Linked DNA regions of Homo sapiens: region 2 is linked to region 1. A link is a contact called in ENCODE Hi-C or POLR2A ChIA-PET data. All regions are on one chromosome and are shown on one strand. The core of a region is the stretch at or near the end of the contact, and the rest is flanking DNA. Distances in the headings are between cores, read along the strand shown.

Region 1 (2,700 bases), core at 118-2,617:
CCAGGGGCTCACATCCTGTCCCCTGCCCGAGGAGCCTTCCAGTAGCCTTTACAGCCGCATTCTCAGGCTTTCATCCACTCTTTTTGAAACAGCGCCTGTGACATTCCCACTCATTACAGCGTGCCCCTCCCATGCCTCCAGGAAATTCTCTGTTTTCCCACCGGTTTTCTACTCAGCAGCTATTCTCAGTCTAATGCGCTTCATTCACCGTCAGCCTTCCTCAGGAAGACATAAAAAAAGGGTGAAAAAGAACATTTATTTCTCAGGAAGGATTGGTCAGCTGACTAAGTTGTCTGAGGGTCTAAAAAGATGAGGGGGTAACTCAAAGCATAAATGCTTGAGGAGATGGATACCCCATTCTCCATGAGGTGATTATTTTACATTGCATGCTTGCATTAAAACATCATGGACCCCATAAATATATACACCTACTACATACTCACAAAAAAATTTTTTTAATTGTTTTTAAAGGGGAAGGGGAAGGATTAGCAGAAATACTATAGGTGAAGGGGAAACAAAAGTATGTGTCTTATTGTATGCGCCTTCCCTTTTACATTGAGTTGCTCTAGTTTCCCGGTTGTTTCTGTTTCCGTAGTGTTTGGTTCATACGTGGTACTTACGTAAATATTTCACCAACATATGAAAAAGTGAATGCGTGAGGGAGAAAACCTGTAAGTCGTGATTGAAAAATGACAGGCTAACTGCCCAAGATTCAGGATGCTGAGCTTTCTAAGATGATGAAAATTTCTGTGCGGATTGGGGTAGTGGCAACACTGGTGTGTGTGTGTGTGTGTGAGAGAGAGAGAGAGAGAGAAAAGTCGTCCACCTGCACACCTAAAAGGTTTGAATTGTATTGTGTACATTTTATACATAAAATTGACTTTAAAAAAGACTCAGCGTGCTGCTCGGGCATAATGAAGGGAGAGAGTTTGTAAACATAGGAGGCTGTGTGGAAGCGTGAAATGTGAAACGTGGAGTGTACGTGGGAAAGAAGAGCAATAAAAGGACCTGCAGCTAAAGAGGCAACGTGGTCGGGTGAGAGGAGGGGATGGGGATGGAAACTCACACAGCTGAGTGGGGCTAAAAGGGACGTTTGAGGATTACTGGCCTAGCACAAAACATCTGCCCTTAAGGCGAAACCCTCTTAAAACCTTTGGCGGCTTTCCAGAGAAGACGCCGATTCCTGAAAATTGCAAGGCTCTCCGGCGGGCTGGGAGTGGGAGGCGCTCCCGGTGTCCCCCAGCATGTGGGAGTCGGCGGGACCTGAGCCCCGCCTTCCTGCAGCGGCCGGGACGTGCCGTGTGGCACGCTACCCGCCGCGCGCGCATCCTGTCCCCCGCCCTCGGAATCCCAGCACGGGGGCCGAGCCCCGAGCTACATTCCTCCTCCTCCTTCTTCGCCACCCAAAGACTCACGCATACACACATTTTTCTTTCGTATCTGCTGTCTCAGCCTCCCTCGGGCCAATTTGGGTAAATGCGTCCAAGAGGAAGAAATAAAAATGAAAAGACTGACAGTTTAAAAGCATGTGGAGGGCTTAGAAGATAAAGACGAGTGCAAGAAAGGGAGAGCGCGGCCGGCCGCGGTGTCTCACGCCTGTCATCCTAGCACTTTGGGAGGCCGAAGAGATCGGATCACTTGAGGTCCGGAGTTCAAATCCAGCCTGGCCAACATGGTGAAACCCCGTCTCTACTAAAAATACAAAAAAATTAGCCGGACCTGGTGGCGGGCGTCTGTAATGCCAGCTACTCGGGAGGCTGAGGCGGGAGAATCGCTTGAACCCGGGAGGCGGAGGTTGCAGTGAGCCGAGATCGCGCCACTGCATTCCAGCCTGGGCAACAGACTGAGACCCTGCCTCAAAAGAAAAAAAGAAAAAAAAAAAAGGAGAGCGCGTACTGTTGCGGAAGGGGCACTGCTCGAGAAACAGAGACGAAGGGATGATTTTCAAGTAATCAAGACACCGAGAAAGACAAGATTGGGGATGGAAGAGCAGTAAGAATTAATGGAGACGTCCAAGAATTGTAGTTCGGGCGCGGTGGCTCATGCCTGTAATCCCAGCACTTTGGGAGGCTGAGGTTAGTGGATCACCTGAGGTCAGGAGTTCGAGACCAGCCTGTCCAAATGGCGAAACCCCATCTCTACTAAAAAATACAAAAATTAGCCGAGCATGGTGGCGCACGCCTGTAATCCCAGCTACTGGGGAAGCTGAGTCAGGAGAATAGCTTGAACCTGGGAGGTGGGAGGTGGAGGTTGCAGTTAACCGAGCCACTGCATTTCAGGTTAGGTGACAGAGTGAGGCTATGTCTCCAAAAAAAAAAAAAAAAAAAAAAAAAAGAAGAAGAAGAAAAGCAAATGGGTAGTTTGTTTTGCATGCTTCTTGCCAGGCAGAAAAGGTGCTTGAGAGGAGAAAGAAGTGGAAAACTGGAAAGGGGGGGAATCTAAATCAAGGACTTTATTTTCCTTACTGTTGAGTTGTAAATACAGTCCTCCTTTGACATTTATCTTCCCCTTTTTCTATGGTTTAAAAACAGGTGATTTGGCTGGGCATGGTGGCTCACACCTGTAATCCCAGCAGTTTGGGAGGCCAAGGCAGGCGGATCACTTGAGATTACGAGTTCAAAGACCAGCTTGGTCAACATGGTGAAACCCTGTCTCTACTAAAAATACAAAAATTAGCTGGGTGTGGTGGCAGGCACCTGT
Region 2 (2,700 bases), core at 201-2,700, 1.7 Mb before region 1:
GCTTTTTTTTTCTTCTTTCTCACTGTCCGTCTGCCACATGAGCTTAAAGATGCAGCTATAATTGCAGAAGTATATGGTTCATCAGAATAAAAGGAGGCCCGCATTTCTAGCTGGAGGATGGAAAGGAGAAGCCCCTGGGAACCTGAAAGTACGGGTCAGATGGTGAAGAGGAAGAAACTTTAGAAAGAGACCCATGAACATTATTCATAAACTCCTGGATTCACCTGCCCCTCAACTTATGCATGCCTAGATATGGTTCTAATTGGCACACTAAAGATGCTAAGACCTGAACTAATGAGTAGAGCATTGCACAGTTCCCAATTTCACCCCTGGTTGATGCACATGTCTGAATAGCACTACAAAGGCTTTCAGAATGGAACTGACATTGGAACCAGATCCCACAGATTGTCTTCATCTCACCAGGGTGATTGCTTGCTAAAACAATAGTATCAATATACTCCAAAATTTAAATAAGATCCAGTCTAACTAAATATTTGTTCAAAATGTTCAAATTACAATCCAAAATTACACAGTATATGAAGAACCACGAAAATGTCAACTTCCATGGGGAAAGAAAACACAAGCCAAGGAGGACATGACAGAGATGTTGGAACTATCCGACAAACAGTTTAAAGCATTTGGTATAAAATGCTCAAAATACCCAATGAATGAAGAAATAAATGAAGTCATTTAACAACATTTAGAGTTCATCTTTTTCTGCCTCTGAATTACCTTTTCTCCAAATTGATTACCTTTTAAGTTGGGAGGAGAAAACTCCAAACTTTTAAGTCCTAAGTTATAAAACCTTGATATTCCCTAACTGTGGCAAAAGTCATTTTTTTCACTTACTAAAGCATCATATAAAGCTATATATATATATATTTCCAGTGCATCCAATGTAACATAATTCCATTAGAATGCCCTACTAAGTTTCTACTCAACCTTTGTTACTTTTTTGATTTGTAAATGTCCTTTACATACTATTTTCTACCTTTTCTCTCTTAAGAGCTTCCATGATAGGTTTTCTACCTATGTAATAATGATGGTATCTTGTATCTGAGTAACACTTTAGAGTTTGTATAGATTTTTTTTTAGTGAAATTAACTGTTATTTTCAATCCTAAACTTAACCTTATCTCATTGTCTTACATCTTTCTCTCATTGTTCCCTCTCCTTAGTTGTTAGAACTGGGAATATAAATATATGCATGTTTTACACAAATTATAAGCCAATTTATGGACTCCCACATTCCATCTCTTATCCTTGAAAACTTTTTACTAGATCAGCACCTTTCCTGTGTGAGCCCATCACTACCACTACCTTCCCATTCCAGTCCTCACACTTACTCTGTAGAGCCCAGCTTCTTACCTGGGTTTGCAGGCAATTCAGATGGTGTAATGTCTTTCTCCACATTGTTACTGTCATGCATTTTGCCTCCAGTTTCTATGAGTGATCTAAACCACAGTCTCTACGTTTTCAACCCCAAGAATGATTCAAAACAAAACAAAAAAAAAGCCCAACGACTAAAACGTGTAAGTGTGTAACCGCCCCAGTAACTCAAAATGTCAAGCCTTTAAGTTAAATATAGCTAGAGGAACAAATGAAGCATAAATTGTTTCAAAAATCAGCTCATCACAACAGAATAAACTGGTGTTTGTAAGAATTTTAAAAAGTTGAAGCTACTTCTCTAACAGTATTTTGGTTACGAAAGAAACTAATGTTTGATAACTTAAAATTTCTTTGACTATTAAAAATTATAATTGTATTTTGTGCGGTACAAAGCAATATTATGATAGAAAATAAGAATTTATTGAAAGGAAGGAGTTGGCTCTCAGAGGAAATGAATGTTAGGTAAGTAAAGACAACAGCAATTTTAATCTCAAATTAAAATTCATTCCCAAGAGTTTACGCTCATTCAAAAAATATCTTGTTTTCAATTTCTTCAAGATATTTTGGGAATTTGCTGCTATGGCTGCTACAACAACTTTTCAAAAATGGGCTTGAACGGTGTGCAGCTTCTGTGCTCCCTCTGGCATGATCCAGGAGCACAGAGGCTCTTTAGCAGCAAGAGCTTCTTGTCAGATGTGTTGATTTCTTGTATATAAATGCCAGTAAGGGCACCTTTTACTAAAATATAATTTATAGTAATGTGCACAAATCATAAGCATACAACTAAACACATTCATTAAAAATATAACATGTAACAAGTGCCTAGATGAAGTATATCTTAAAACCACGTAAAACAATACCAACACGCTATGTGCCCTACTCATGTCCTGCAACGCTCATTACCCCAAATACAATCTCTATCTTAACTCTGACAACATATTTTCCCTGCTTTTGAATTCTATACAGTAGCCCCCCTTACCTGTAAGAAATAAGTTCCAGATTGGACAGCTATTGCCTTTATCAAATAGAAATGAAGTTGCATTAGGACTGAGTTCCAGTTTCTGTAAGATTTTATATATCTTTTTCTTTACTATTTCATCATTTCTAGTTTGTCCTAGGACCTATGATAAAGCCTTCTAGTAATTCCATCTGAGAACCTGCTTTTTATCAAAGCTGCTTCTCTTTCTTGGAAGTTGAATTTGGTTTTGTCTCCTGAACAACATGTGATTGCCAAAAGTTCAAGTCTGTTTTTCACATAGTTCTTCCTAACCTCCTTTCCTGTGAAATTTAATAATTTGAAAATTGCTTGAGA

The links. A loop is a pair of places that touch in the nucleus more often than their neighbours do. ChIA-PET counts read pairs that join two places held with the same protein, here RNA polymerase II (POLR2A). Pooled maps may share reads with other maps.
Region 2: a loop to region 1 is called in a pooled map, with 4 times the contacts of the local background. The contact joins the promoter of CLEC2D here to the enhancer-like site in region 1. A Hi-C loop is called at or near these places in 4 of 50 pooled maps. POLR2A ChIA-PET finds 5 or more read pairs at or near these places in 2 of 52 experiments (activated CD4-positive, alpha-beta T cell and activated CD8-positive, alpha-beta memory T cell).

Annotation. Positions count from the first base shown.
Region 1 is chr12:7,969,423-7,972,122 of GRCh38, reverse strand. No RefSeq gene overlaps it. Among named protein-coding and RNA genes, the nearest start is that of SLC2A3, 35 kb to the right of the region's middle. RefSeq lists an enhancer at 633-1,346. Within about 2 kb of position 1,367, at least 38 of the 41 ENCODE cell types and tissues checked have a DNase peak (open chromatin) inside an H3K27ac peak, as active enhancers do.
Region 2 is chr12:9,668,463-9,671,162 of GRCh38, reverse strand. CLEC2D (C-type lectin domain family 2 member D) reads right to left here and starts at 1,450. Exons shown (of 5, transcript NM_013269.6): 1 at 1,368-1,450. The coding sequence starts at 1,428.